Regions from separate parts of the Homo sapiens genome. Here region 2 is linked to region 1. The links are chromatin loops, found by intact Hi-C in ENCODE. Cell type or tissue: PC-9. All regions are shown on one strand. Each heading gives the region's core, and the rest is flanking DNA. Links, peaks and the distances in the headings are about the cores only.

Evidence for each region. A loop is a pair of places that touch in the nucleus more often than their neighbours do. Peaks named below come from ENCODE experiments on the same cell type or tissue, not always from the same donor. Only the 100,000 strongest peaks of a DNase experiment are listed, where the experiment ranks them.
Region 2: a loop joins it to region 1, with 4 times the contacts of the local background. A loop is called at or near these places in 5 of 110 quality-filtered maps.

What each region holds. Positions count from the first base shown.
Region 1 is chr7:26,342,690-26,350,417 of GRCh38, reverse strand. SNX10 (sorting nexin 10) reads right to left here. Exons shown (of 7, transcript NM_013322.3): 2 at 3,952-3,998. The coding sequence starts at 3,975. Among named protein-coding and RNA genes, the nearest start is that of LINC02981, 52 kb to the left of the region's middle. RefSeq lists enhancers at 1,808-1,957, 3,884-4,811. In PC-9, for the core only: no CTCF peak of the experiment used is centred there; DNase peaks (open chromatin) are centred at 1,237 and 3,567; H3K27ac peaks cover 3,439 bases.
Region 2 is chr7:26,080,109-26,087,836 of GRCh38, reverse strand. The region is part of intron 1 of LOC105375199 (a long non-coding RNA gene); the gene reads left to right. Among named protein-coding and RNA genes, the nearest start is that of NFE2L3, 68 kb to the left of the region's middle. In PC-9, for the core only: no CTCF peak of the experiment used is centred there; DNase peaks (open chromatin) are centred at 4,436 and 5,956; H3K4me3 peaks cover 703 bases; H3K27ac peaks cover 3,535 bases.

The DNA.
Region 1 (7,728 bases), core at 1,004-6,003:
ATATTAACCTTAGGGGCTGCTCATCCAAAATGGCAACACATCCCTCCCTGCCGGCTCTCCCCATAGTGCCCCATCTCCTCCCTCAGTGGTGGGGTCCTCATGGTTTGTGCAACTCTCTGGGGCCCACTTCGGCCTGTCCTACTCAGGATATTCCCTGCCAAAGAAGTGATGGATATATCATCGCTAAGGTGTCAATAACTGGAGTTGCCTAGAAGCTGCTGTTATACCTAGTATGAAGCATGTGCATTTGGGAAGGGGAAAATCAGTTATCCTAAAGGGATGAATCTCTAAAAGTAGAATGCAGCCATCATGATCCAGGAGAGCAGGGGAGATATGCACGCATGCACACATACATTCAAAAGGGGTTTCAGCCCACACTTCAGGTCACATCACACAGGGAGGAACAGTCTAGTTACACCAAGTGAGCCCTGTGCCAAGGAAAGAGCCCAGTGCCCTTATGGAGGAGGGAGCAGGCGCTTGGGCAAGAATGTCCGACTCCATGAAAGGGACTGTGTGCAGCTGGAGCAAATGCTCACTCATACACCCCACAAGATGAGTTCAGCAAGGCTGAGGCAAGCATCCTGAGTAGTGTAGAAAAATCAAACAGCTCACTCTGGACATTCGAATATAAAAAGAATAAAAATGCCTAGCTCCACAAAAGACACTGTCTGAAATGCGCTTCCTGTCACAGCCACCTGCCTTTCCATTTGGAGTCTGGGTTCTGTCTCATTAAACAGAAGAGTTGATTCAGTTGGGTCCATCTAATTATTCTTATTAAAATATGTAACCATAATATTTTAATTGTAAATTAAAGTTGCATGCATGAATGACTCTGAATTCATTTTAATTTCACAATGGCCCAATGCCAAGGCCTTTTTATGGAGAAGATCCATCAGCTCGGATACTGCTCTCCTGGGAATTCAAACCAATGTGCAAATGGAACATGCTTAACTAACAAGGGAGATTCTCACTCCCTTTTCTCCTCTTTCTAGATTTATTACAGTCATAAAGCTGTTTTAACAAGAGAGACTACATTTGATTCCTCACCCCCAAAATGTAAAAAAAAAAAAAAAATTACTAAATTTTAAGGTCAGTACTACCATTTAGACAGAACCAAGATGTCACTCCCAGGCTGTATGAATCTTGTTACGAGGATGGTAAATAAATCTCAATTCACGTGCCAACCTCATGATTAATTAGTAATGTTTGCTGTGGGTACTGAGAGAAAAGTGCTTCCATACTCACTGTACCCTTGGTCTAGATTCCAAAACAATCAGTCATACTGCATTTGGTCCTTACATATTCGATTAGGTGGAACCTGAATTACTTTCCACTAAACAACCAGACACTAGGATATGAAAGGCTTGACCTAAACCTTCTCTATTTCTAACTGGCATTGACTACAGGGTGCTGTTGAGGAGCTGATTAGATAAAAATATCTTTTATAGTTAAAGGTTTAGAAAGCTTCTTCTTGACTTCTAAGCCAATGCCTGAAGGATAAGTAGAAGTTAGCCAGTCAACACAGTACAAAGGCTAGGGGAAGAGATTATTCCAGGCAGTGGAAAAAAACATCTGTAAAAGTCCATGGGGGTCAGAGTGCATGGAGCATTCAAGGCTCTAAAATAAGCTCTGAAATAAGGAACAAGAAGTGCACTGGAGTGGTAGGTGGGGCACAGGAAAGAAGTCTGGAGAAAGAAGGAGGTTTGGATCCTGCAGAGTGCTAGAGACCACGTGCAGGTGTTTTGACTTTGTTCTAAGGGCAATGGATTTGACGCCAGGCGATCATTCCAGCTACACCAAGTGACTCTGCACACTGCCACACATGGGTGCTGGGAGGATAACTCCGCCCATGGCTCCTTTGGGAGGACGACCAGAAGCTCTGTCCTTGGACCCCACCTGACTGCCCATGCGTCCAGCTCTTGCTTTGGCTGGTTCTCGTTTGTGTTCTTTCTCTATAAAAAGCAGCGTCTGTGAGGATAATAGCTCTGAGTTCTGTGAGTTTTTCTTGTGAATTATTAAACTTGAAGGTGGTTCAGGAAAGCCCCAAGCTTGCAATTGGTGTTGAAGACAAGGGCAGTCCTGTGGGAACTATGCCCTTAACCTTGCAGTTTCATTAACTTCATGGGCGGGTATTTCCCGGAACAAGCAGCTTGGTCTCAGGATTACTTAAAATGAGATGGAAAAAAGCATGCCTGGTATAGGTATTGTGGAAGGTCACCTCTAGGGGTGGAAGTGAGGGGGACTGACTGGAAAAGGGCACACGGTACCTTCTGGGGAGCCAGAAACATCTATACTTTGATCTGAGTGGTAGTTACACAGGTATATAAAAATCCATTTAGGCCATGATCAGTGGCTCATGTCTGCAATCCCAGCTCTTTGGGAGGCTGAGGCAGGAGGACTGCTTGAAGCCAGAAGTTCGAGACCAATCTAGGCAACAAAGAGAGACCCTGTCTCTACTAAAACAAAAAGACAAAAATCCATTGAGCTACATACATAAGATTGGAACACTTTATGCATTTTACTATACATATTATAGCCCAATTTTTTTGTTTTTTGTGGGTTTTTTCTGAGACAGAGTCTCGCTTTGTCACCCAGGCTGGAGTGCAGTGGCATGATCTCAGCCCACTGCAACCTCCACCTCCCAGGTTCAAGAGATTCTTGTGCCTCAGCCTCCCAAGTAGCTGGAACTACAGACGCATGCCACTACGCCCAGCTAATTTTGGTATTTTTAGTAGAGATGGGGTTTCCCCATGTTGGACAGGCTGGTCTCGAACTCCTGACCTCAAGTAATCCAACCACCTCGGTCTCCCAAAGTGCTGGGATTACAGGCATGAGTCATGGTGCCCAGCCAATTATTTTGGTTTTTGGTTTTTCGTTTGAGACAGGGTCTTGCTCTGTCGCCGGGGCTGAAGTGTGGTGGCGTAATCTTGGCTCACTGCAACCTCTGGCTCCCAGGCTCAAGCAATCCTCCCACCTCAGCCTCCTGAGTACATAGGACCACAGGCACAGGCCACCATGCCCGTCTAGCCCAATTTTTAAAAGTTAAAAAACAAACCAAAACACTGCCTTTGAAAATGGGGAAGCCCAGCCTAGAGTTAAGGGATGCAAGCAAGGCTGGACTGCTGAGAAGAACCTGAAGCCAAAGATAGGGCTGAAATTAAAGATGTGAGAGCTAGCAAAGGACTTTCTGGAAAGATTCTCTGAAATAAATGGTTTCATGCTTTCCACTTGTGCAGGGTGAGCTGGGACCATGTGACTGTGTGAATGTGTGACTCGTGTGCATGTGTGTGCACGTGTGTGTGCACACTCCCTAGACAGGCCCCTGTGCTGCTTCTCCACTTCATCAGCCTCACCAAGTGATGATGTGCACTGCACCACAGCAGGCAGGGCAATGCGTACTGCCAAAGGAGGGACACTCAGCCGGGGCTGGCATGAGGGCTGTCCTACGCTCCTCCCAGTCAGGGAGAGGCTCAGGGGGCGGGCATGGAGGCCTGGGAAGCCAGGCTGCAGGCAGAAGGGCCAGTTTTGCCAGTGTTGTATGAAACCAAGCCCAGGCAACAAGTGGGGCAAACCTGAAACTAATGGCAGAAATTCCCCTGGGCTGCTACCTGAAGGAAGGAGAATTCAGGGATGAGTCAATGGAGTAAAAAAGCAGGAAGGCAGACTGGATGGATACTGCTCCAAGCCAAGGGGTGGGAGGCAGAGCCTGGGAGAATTCTGAGTCACGAGCTGTGGGTGGGAATGTGCTCCACAGCTGAGTCACTGGAACCCAAAATGAAGGCTATGCAGGCACCAATGGTGGGAGTAGAGGAGCAGGTACAGGAGGGTGGGCCTTTGGTCTTTCATGAAACCTCCTCAAGCAACCCATGGGTTTATGGTTCGCAAATGAAGAACTAACCTGTGTGAATCAAAATAAGTGGGTTATTTATTTTTGGATTTGTGATGACATACCTCTTTCTGTTGTTCCGGAAACATCTTCAGCACAGGACACGATCAATCTGAAAAATAAGATATCCACACTGGGTCATTTGGAACCTCCAAACTGGAGTGGATACACCACTCATGGCCTCCCACCCAAATCCCCTGACAGAGCCCCCCCCGCCCCACAGTCCCTGACATGTGAGCCTCTGCTCCTCCCACGCTGCCCTCTCCTGCTGGCAGGACCAAGGTGAACATCAGTCCACACCAGGGGTTAGGAGTCTGGACCCCAAAGAGTCCAAGGCAGCTGGATGATGACAGACCTTCAAACCGCAAGGCCAGCCAGTCAGGCTGGGGCTGGAGCCTTAGTGAATTGGCGAGGAAGCTGGAGATGCCGGGGAGCAGAAGCCATGTGCGGGGGGATGCTGGCTGGAAAAGACGCGCAGAGAGATCCACCACCAGAGGCAGCCCTGACGCTTTTACCGGAAACTCAAACCTTCTGGGATCAGGCCCTTCCTGTGACACTTATATTACTCCAGAGGTCACATAAGAGATGGTGTGGCCCTCAGCGGGATAAAGCCAGGACCTTGACTCTGACCTTCTGAGCAGTGCAGCCAGCCTGTTGTTTGATTCCAGGCCCTGCATGTCTCTGGGGTTGTCAATTGTTCTTTAAACCCACTTGGTATGTAAGCTCATTAGATTTAACACCTGCTCCCTGCCAAAAACAAAAAGCAAATTTAAATTCCCTGCCTATATCCACACATATGTATTCTTACAACTGAGGGTGACTATGACTGCAGGTCTACTATTTGCCTTCACTTTGATAATATCAGTATGTGTCTGAGCCCACTTTCCGGGTCCCTATTATCCCCCACACGTATTCCCAGAGTCTCTATACTCATGTCACTGGCACCATAGGGAACACAGGGAAGCAGGAACACAGGCTCCGCTTCCAGGGCCGTGTGGAGGTGCAGACGAGAGACCCCACAGGGCCTCTGGAAGGGGCAAGCGAGCTGCACCCGAGCAGCAGCAGGAAGCTTTCCAAGAGGAAGGGAGTCCCTCTCCCCTGGAGCAGTCAGAGGACCCATGGAGAGGGAATGGGAGAGCAGGGGATCGCAGTGTTCAAGGAAAAAAAGCAGGACCTCCAGGGGAGCGGAGGAGCAACAACAACACCCACAGAGCCTGGTGAAAAGCGTGCCCTATGGTCCAGAGATCGTGACCAGGCCAGATCAGCTGGGGGACAGGGTTCTCAGAGGGTGTAGTGGGGTGGAATTGTGGCTGCCATAAAGATAGGTCCATGTCCTGATCCACAGAACCTGTGAATGTGACTTTATTTGAAAAAAGAGTCTTTGGAGACATAATTAAGAATCTCAAGATAAAATCATCCTGGATGACTGGAGTGAACCCTAAATCTGATGGCAAGTGCCCATATAAGAGAAAGAGAGGAGAACACAGAGAAGAACATGTGAAGACGAAGACGGAGGAGGGGGAGGGATGCAGCCCCCAGCCATGGAGCCCCTGGGGCTGGAAGAAGCAAGGCGGGGATTCTGCCCTAGGGCCTCTGCAGGGGAGCAGGGCTCTGCTGCCACCTGGATTTTGGACTTCCAGCATCCCAAATTGTAACAGAATAAATTTCTGCTGTTCTAAATATCAAGCTTGTGGTAACTTATTGCCGCAGCTATAAGAAGCTAGTCAAGAGGGGACCAGTCGAGATTAGGTTGGAAAGACAGACTGGGGTTGGAACTGGAGATTCCGTTCAGTCACTCTTTGTGGAGCTCCTGCTATGTGCCATGGGCTGAGGTGCAAGCAGGACACACGGTGGAGTACACAGCAGGCTCAGAGCTTTGGAGGCGACTTCCTAATTATAATGTGGAACTGATAGGAAAGGACACCGTGTGATAGGAATGGAAAAACACACAACAGGGATAAACCTGGAGGACACAGGCCAAATGAAATAAGCCAGTCACAAAAAGACAGACACCGTATGATTCCACTTGTATGAAGTACCAAGAGCAGTCACATTCAGAGGCAGAGGCCAGGTGGTGGCTCACACCTGTAATCCTAGCACTTTGGGAGGCCAAGGCAAGCAGATTACCTGAGGTCAGGAGTTAGAGACCAGCCTGGCCAACAGGGCAAAACCCCAACTCTACCAAAAACAAAAACTTATCCGGGAGTCATGGCACGCCCGTGGTCTCAGCTACTCAGGAGGCTGAGGTAGGAGGATCACTTGAGCCTGGGAAGCAAAAGTTGCAGTGAGCTGAGACTGTGCTACTGCACTCCAGCTTGAGTGAGAGACCTCATCTCAAAAAAAAAAAAAAAAAAAATTCAGAGACAGAAAGTAGAATGGTGGCTGCCAAGTATGGGAGGGAGAGGGGGTGGGGGGCAGCTGAGTGGGTACAGAGTTTCAGTTGTGCAAGATGAAAAGAGTTCAGGAGATCAACGGCACAACAATGTGAACATCCTTCACACCACTGAACTGTACACCTAGAAATGGATCAGATGGTACATTTTAGGTTGTGTGTTTTTTACCATTTAAAACAAAACTTTAAAGAATGGAGGGACTAAGTGGGGGTGGAGAGGGTTTACTGAGAAAATGGCACTTCCGCTGAGGCCTAAAGGATGGTGTGAGATAGCCAGGAAAGCAAAAGGAAAAAGGCCCTCTACACAGAAGGCCTGGGTCATGCCAAGGGGAGGAGGCCAGGAGGAGGAGCGGCTCAAGTCCGGTTATCATGGGATTCCTGCACCAGAGCCAAGTTAGCCGGTGGGTTCCACCATCTCAGGATCTGCCCATGCTCCCCACACACATCACGTGCTCCACACGGCTGAACCTCTACCCTCATACTTTCACCCTTTCCAGGCACCAGCAAACTCTGCCAGGATTCTGCACAGAAATCACTTCCCGGGCTCTCTGCCCCATTACACAACCGCGTGCTGTGCAGTCCCCTGGTGCCATTAACTTCGCTTGCATCATGATGTTTAGATACCCTCTGTCTCTCCCATTTGACTGAATTTCTCCACCAGGGCATAGCTGTGTTTCCTTGTGTAATTAAACTTCACAACTGTCCTGTGAGGATTTGAATATCCCCACTTCACAAGAAAGCGGAAGGTCAGAGGGGTTAAGGGGTTAAGTTGCCCAAGGTCACACTATGAAAGAGTGCAAGTGCTCAAGTTCCACTGCAACCAAAGCCAGTCTGCTTCCCTAGGGTGGCCTTCCAATGCCACAGGCTGCCTCCATGACTCTGTAATGTGAACAAATGGTTCAAAGTTGGGGTCTTAAATTTCCCCAAAGGGCTTGAGCTTTTCCCAGCCAGGCAGAACTCTGCAGTTCTATCTAATAGGAGTCTGATAATTGGCCACCTTAAGATGCTACAGACCAAGTCCAACTATGAAGTAGGAAACTGGCCCCGGGGGCTCACACCTGTAATCTCAGCACTTTGGGAGGTTGAGGCGGGCAGATCACTTAGGAGTTCAAGACCAGCCTGGATAACATGGCGAAACCCCATCTCTACAAAAAATACAAAAATTAGCTGGGCATGATAGCATGCGCCTGTGGTCCCAGCTACTACTTGGGAGGCTGAGGTGGGAGGACTGCTTGAGCCTGGGAGGTCAACGCTGCGGTGAGCCATGATCATGCCACTGCACTCCAGCCTGGGTTACAGTGAGACCCTGTCTCAAAATATAAAAAAGAAAATAAAAAAGAAAATAGGAAACTTGGGAAAGTTGAAAGCAGTTTCAACCAGTTGTTCCAAAACATCACAGTGAACTATCATGGTCAACCTCTAATACTGTAAATCTGTACAGTGAAAATGG
Region 2 (7,728 bases), core at 1,750-6,749, 260 kb after region 1:
GAACTCCCTGGCCTCATTCACATCACTACCCTTTTTGTTATTTTAGATGAATAGAAGAGAACATGATTTTGCTCCCCAAACGTTATGAGAGAAAAAGGGACGTGTGTACCTTTATCTATTTGTCATCTCCCCCTTTTATTTCCCTATTTTCCTGCCCTTTCGTAATTAAATTACACACATGCAAGCATATCACACAGCTCACTTATATGCTCCTTAACAGAAGGCCCTAAGATATATTTTTAAAAAATCCAAAACATTCCTGGCAGCGCCTAGCACACTCCTAGTCCCATATGCTTGCCTAATACATACTTGCTGAGAGATGGAAACTGCCCTAGTTGCCATCAGGGAAATGGAATGCTTTGTTTTTTTCCAGTGATTTCCAAGTGTGGGTTGGTTGTGAACTCTACCATCTCCTTCTCTCCCCTTCCCAACTGAGTCAGAATTTCTGGAGCCAGGACCAGGAACCCAGATGTTTGACAAGTATCCAGGTGAAGTATCCAGCATACTGAAGTCGGAGGCCCGGAGAGGCTGGCCCACCTGTGTCAAACTCAAATCAACTACAGCTGCCCGTGAGCTAGATGAGGCCCCATTGACTGTTGGCTCAGAACAGCAGCTTCACAGAAAGAGGCAGCAGATGCCATTTAGCTCTGGCTTGTCTAGCCTGGGTTGCCAGTGCCTGCTCCCAGTTGCTCAGTCCTGAAGCCTGGTGTTCCCATGCACTCCCTCAGTGGCCTCAGTCGCCAATGGCTCCTTTCCCTTCAATTGTCAGCCTTCGTCATGTGTGGCTTCCTGAATGAAGTTCAGTTTCCCTTGAATATGTGATTTGCAAACCTGGGCATGATCTAGTCGCTTGGATTTTTCAGGACTAGATTGCTATATTCTGGGGAGTAACATATTCTAGAGCAGCAGATTTAAAACTTTCTGGACCATGACTTAGTTTAAGAATTCCATTTTACTCTGAGACTTGAGCTATATACAGATACACACACACACACACACACACACACACACACACACACACACACACACATAAATATGCCCAGTGGCCAGGCACGGTGGCTCACGCTTGTAATCCCAGCACTTTGGGAGGCCGAGGCAGGCGGATCACTTGAGGTCAGGAGTTTGAGACCAGTTTGGCCAACATGATGAAACCCCATCTCTACTAAAAATACAAAAAAATTAGCTGGGTATGGTGGCACATGCCTGTAATCCCAACTACTCAGGAGGCTGAGGTAGGAGAATTGCTTGAACCCAAGGCAGAGGTTGCAGTGAGCTGAAATCACACCACTGCACTCCAGCCTGGGTGACAGCGAGACTCCGCCTCAATAAATAAATATATATGCCCAGTGAACAAATATATCCATCATATGTTTGTGCTTTGACATTTTCTATTTCATCAAGAAGACAGTCTTTAGGTGCAAAATCCAAATCTAGAGTCTCTGTAGAGAATGTGATGGAAGCTGTAGGTCTACCCCTCATCATTTTCAAATGACTTCAGGGTCTTCCATTGTTGTGCCAAACCCCTATTAACCTCAGTAGGGAAGGCACCAGGCTCAAGAGGCCAAAGAAGAGACCCAGAGCCAGCAAATGAGACACGGGGTTTTATTAAGGGATTACATACAGGGGAGAGAGTCCAGTGGCAGCGGGCTGTGCAGGAAAACCACTGCCGCTTGCAAACAGCTTGTAGCGTATATACCATTTCACTCAACACCCTACCCCCGAGGACCTCCACCTGGCAACCTTCATCTAACCCCAAACTCAGGGCTTCAGTCCCTGCACAGCCAGTGTTCCATGGGAGAGGCTGAAGGCTCAGATGTTCCTCAAAGACAAGGAATGAATCTCTGGCTTGGCCACGCCCGGATTCCCTAGTTCAGAGCACACATTCAGGTGCGTCTGCAATACAGGGCCATCCTCAGGGTATGCTGAAGTTATTGCTCTCAGGTGCGTTTACCATACAGCATCTTCCTAATCCATCTATAGAATCCAGCTGATAATATACTTTCTTGTCCACTCTGGAAAGCACACCTCTCTGCTAGTGAAGAAGGGTGACATTAGGGTAGACTTTTTAGAAGTAGATGTGGAATTATTTTCAAAATATGCTGCTTCCCGTCTCATACACTTTCAGAATGCCTGGGACAGGGTGGGGGTTCTCAGCCCCTGGAAGAGTAGTTGAAAGCGTTTCAAGTGGATTTTCTAACCTCCCCACTGGCCCTGGGGGGTGGGCGAGACACAAACCCTCTGAAAATACCTGTAGCTGTGACCTACTTCCCTAATAGCAGCAGAGCCACCCTTAACATTTTAAAAGTGGACAAAAACCTGAGAATCTTTCTGCTATTTGTAGCAAAGTACTTGTAATATATTCCACAACCAACAGTGTGTGGTCACACCATGGCTCCTTCAACCCTTAATAAGATTTTTTTTTTTTTTTTTTGAGACGAAGTCTCGTTCTTGTCCCCTAGTCTGGAGTGCAATGGCACAGTCTCGGCTCACTGCAACCTCTGCCTCCCGGGTTCAAGCAATTCTCCTGCCTCAGCCTCCTGAGTACCTGGGATTACAGGTGCATACCACCACACCCAGCTGATTTATTTTATTTTATTTTATTTTAAGTAGAGATGGGGGTTTCACCATGTTGGCCAGGCTGGTCTCGAACTCCTGACCTCAGGTGGTTTGCCCATCTCGGCCTCCCAAAGTGCTGGGATTACAAGCATGAGCCACCACGCCCGGCCCTTAATAAGATTTTTTAGAGACCTTTCTGCATCCGCATATGTAGAGCTGAAACTTGAATCAGACTACCCAGTGTCATCTGAAGCGTCTTTGAGGGACGCCTGCAAAGCTGGTTCCACTTGACCTGGCTACATCTTCCTCATGGGTCCTCCAAACACATCCCCCAGCTACTGGCTTTCCTTTCCTCATGCCATTCCTTTTCCACCCGGGCTTCCCAACTTCCTTTCTGAACAGTTCTCACCTTCCAAGATTTCTTTCCCTGAACCCCATGGACACTGTACTGTGCAACTCTCTGCTTTCATGACTGAAATTAGGCCTACGCGTCTTAACTCCAAATGAATGGAGGGGAAGGACTAGGTCTCGTCCCTCTTTGGGTTTACCTCCATGCCCTAAGAAGAGCAGCAGCTCAATGAGAACTCCCCCTTGAAGCTCATACCCTGAGTTTAGCACCAGTGCCTTCTGTTAACCTCCCCACAGGCGTCCAGAGGTGATGTAGCAAAAAGGTTGGGGGTGCCCAGAGGTGATATAGCAAAATGGTTATCAGCACAGTTTTGGTGCTGGGTAGTCGGAATCAAGTTTCAGCTTTACATATGCAGACGCGGAAAGGTCTCTTAAAAATCTTACTAAAGTTTGAGGGGGAGAAACAAGTTACAGGACAGTGTATTTTGCTACCATTTGTGAGTGAAAGAACATGTACACACATGTTTGTTAATGCATGGAATTTCTTTGGATGAATCCAAGAGAAACTAGTAGTAGCGACTTCCTCCATGGAGAGAGAAAAGGAGATTTGCTTATTTTTCACTAGAGACCTTTTGAGTTTAGTAATGTGTGCATGTATTGTCTAGTTTAAAACTTTACATTTTAAAAATTCCAGCTTTTGGCAGCCGGGCGTGGTGGCTCATGCCTGTCAGCCCAGCATTTTGGGAGGCCGAGGTGGGCGGATCACCTGAGGTCAGGAGTTCTAGACCAGCTTGGCTAACATGGCAAAACCCCATCTTTGCTAAAAATATAAAAATTAGACGGGTGCGGTGGCGGGGGCCTGTAATCCCAGCTACTCGGGAGGCTGAAGCAGGATAATCGCTGGAACCCGGGAGGCAGATGTTGCAGTGAGCCGAGATCACCCCACTTCACTCCAGGCTAGGCGACAGAGCAAGACTCCATCTCAAAAATAATAATAATAAAATAAATAAATAAAAAATTACAGCTTTTATGCTCACTAGCTGTGTAAGTTGTAGAAAGTTATTTGATTTTCCTAATCCTCAATTTCCCATCTGTAAAATGGAGCTAAGAAACCCTATGTAACTGGATTGGGTAATGCACACAAATTATTTAGCAGACTGCCTGGCTCATTTATTGTATGAATTCATGAGATGGTAGCTATTATTATTTTGTTGGCTGACCCAGGTACTTAGAATTCTGTTTCTTGCCTTCTTATTTTAACCCAAAGCCTAGAAGCTTGGAAAACAAGGATCATTACCTTGTGTTTCTCACATGTTGTAGCATTTGGTGATCTGCGCCAGGTCAGCATCTGGTTGAGGGCAGTATAACCACGCCGCCTGTGCTAGGAGCTGACCCTTCCCTTCATTTCTTCCCCTCCATCATCCTCCCTTTCTCTTTTTACCCTTAAGGCACTCTAATCTTTGTTCCTTCCAGTGATTATTCTGTAACTTGATCCCTCAAAGACGCCTCAGATGACACTAATGAGCAGCTTAAAAAACTGGAAATTCTTGAATCAAAGCACAAGATTCTACCCAAGGTACTTAACTTCCAGTTGGTTGCTTTCACCACAGTGAGGGAGCTCTACAAGCCGTGATTCATTTCAGCTCCTGTTGCCTGAGCCTATGTAACTTTATCAGAATTATTGTGAGTCACATCAACTCTCTGCCTAATTAACTTTTTCTGCTAAAGTGGTTTTAAGATAATGTACTTGCTTTTACTTAAATCATGGGAAATAGACCTTCTAGAGGTTAGAGCTTGATGCAAAATGATTGTCAACTCTTGCTATTTAATATTTTTCTGAAATCTTTTGGTAGTCATGGCCATACCAAAGTGGATTACTTTCCAGTCTTATTCAGGAACAAGATGTATTATTCTAACTTGTAATGGGGGACAGGGAAGTGTGGAAGAATAAGATTATGCGTCAGTGTCTAATCACATTAAAACATAATAACAGCTAATATTTATTGAACACTTACTATGCACCAGACCCTGTGCCGAACATTTATTTATTCAAACACTTATTTAGTTCTTACCCTAATTCTACAAGGACTTGTCCTCATTTTACAGATGAAGAAATTAAGGGACTTGCCTGAGGAGTTAAGTGGCACAGCTTCCACCCAGAACACTGGCCACAAAGCACATCTTCTTAACCAATATCTAGATCATGGATTCAGATGCTTTTTCTGTAAAGGGCCAGGCAGTAAATATTTTAGGCTTTGTGGAAATATCTTACAGCAGAAGGCAACTATAGACAACATGTAAAAGAATGGGCATGACTCTGTTCCAATAAAACTTTGCTTATGGGCAGTAAGATGTGAATTTCACATAATTTTTTTGTCATGAAATATTATTTTTCTTTTGATTTCCCATCATTTAAAAAGGTAAAAACCATTTTTAGCTTATAGGTACAAAACAGATGCTGGACCAGACTTGGCTGCAGGCCATAGATTGCCAAGCCCTGATCTAGATCATTGAAAATAGGACAAATTATGCGAGAATGAAATGATCACTGTAAGAGGACTCCCCATCCTATTCTAGATCCTTCTGGACGTTAGCCAGGGTCTAAGTCTCACGCTGGATGTTCCTTTTTAAAGAAATCACTTTCCACTGAATCCCCCCTTCAACCTCAGAGTCAGCCTGCTCTCCTGGGTTGCTCAGCGCCTCTCCTGGACCCCTACTTAGACTGCCCCTTCCTAGGCAGTTTTCCTTCCTGCCTCTTCCCCCAGCCTCCTATCTCCTTAGAGAACTGGTATAAGCTAAAGTGCTTTTTCAAAATCTCTATTATGTGTATTTGCATTTTAAAGGAGGTTTCTGGACAGGGCAATTCAAAGATAGAACTCTGGAGCATTTAGCCTGGGAAGATGGGTGTTGTGCATTTGGGGGGTGTGGAAGAAGGAACTTTTGCGCAGAGAGATTCTTATCACTCTTACAGTCATACTGAACAGAGCCTGGGAGGCTGGCCCTGACCAAGAGCCCCAGGGCCTCCAAGACCTTTGGACTAGGCTTGGCTGTAGGTAGGGAAAGGCTATTGCTATACTGTGGGAACCCCTAGGGGCTCTTTACCTAACAGCTGTGATTAATGAGTTGAATGGAGGAGGGGATGACTTCCTTCCTTGGCCCACTCAGAGTTCCCTGGAGGTGACAGCCACTCCAGGCACTCATCTCTGTGGCAGGCACCCCGTGGGAAGAGGTTGCATCAGCTCCAAGGTCTTTTCAGTTGTATCAGGTGGTCCTTAAGAACTGTATGTGGTTGAGACTCTGAACTCCCGGACACAGCAGAGAAGCAGAAAGTTGCCTTCTCAAAGGGGCACGTGTTCCCTGAGCTGTTTTATATCCCTGAGCTTTCCTGTGTCTTATGATTGTTTTCCCTCTGCCCCCTCCCCAAATATCCATTACGGACACTTAATCTTGTGTTAATTATGTATATGTTTCTGAGCCTACCAAATTCATCTGCATGTAGAAGTTTACTTTTATCCCATGTCATAGTTGTGGGGGCCAAGGCTCTTGGTCCTGTAAAGGTTTGCTGAAAATCACTGAGATGAGGCAGGTTGATTAATTGGAGAAAAGGCATATACGCTTATTTAACGTGCATTCACAGGAGCCTTCAGCATGAAGACTCAAAGATACAGGGGAAATTGTCCATTTTTATGCTTAGGTTCAACAAAATATGGACAGCCATATGGGAATATGATTGGAGGAAAAGCATAGATCTAAGTCTAATAGAATGAGTGGGGAAGCCCAGCAAGAGCTGCCTGTCTAGATTCTCCCTGGCCTCTCTGAGCGCACATTTCTTCCTTCTGGGTGTGGGGCAGGACCCTCTCTGGAATGGGGGTCTTATGACCTACTATCAAACAGGGTAGGTCAGATTATTTATTTATGGCCAGTTTTAATTTTTATTATTTATTTATTTGAAACAGAGCCTTGCTCTATTGCCCGGCCTGGAGTGCAGTGGTACGATCTCAGCTCACTGCAACCTCCGCCTCCCGGGTTGAAGCAATTCTTCTGCCTCAACCTCTTCAGTAGCTGGGACTACAGGCGTGAGGCACAACGCCTGGCTAATTTTTGTATTTTTAGTAGAGATGGGGTTTCACCATGTTGGCCAGGCTGGTCTTGAACTCCTGACCTCAAGTGATCCTCCCGCCTTGGCCTCCCAAAGTGCTGGGATCACAGGCATGAGCCACCGTGCCCAGCCCATATGGCCAGTTTTTATACAGATAGGGTGGAGGGAAAGTTAAACTAATATTTTTAGGTTTTATGGCTGGCTTTGGAAAAGGCTTCTGGTTTCTATGGCTAGCCTCCGAGGAGAATGGGACTGAGAGACAGGAGGGCAAGAGAAGGTCAGAGAAAATCATTTGCTTCTGAGGCTGCTGCTGAGGGCTTCATTTTGGGGTGTTGTTTTCTGAGCCCCAGCACAGTCTTTCTGGGAAGGTGGGAGGGTACCTGACTCCTTTTATTGTAGATCCAGCTAAGACTCCATGGCTGTCCAGAGCTTTCTCTGTGGTTTTCTCATGGTAACTGCAAATGGTGAAAGGAGGATATTTGGCAGGACTGTGCTCAAGGAATAGCAAGATAGAAGAAATGCCTGACCACTGTCCTCCCAGAGGTAGAATATTCCCAGGGAAATGCCTTTCTTTGTCAAAGTCTCTTTTCTTTTCTTTTCTTTTCTTTCCCTCCTTTCCTTCCTTCCTTCCTTTCTTTCTTTCGCCAGCTAAGTATATGCATGTACTTTTGGACCTGGAGAACAATAGAATGTACTGTTGTATTTTTATTCTCTTTGATTTTTTA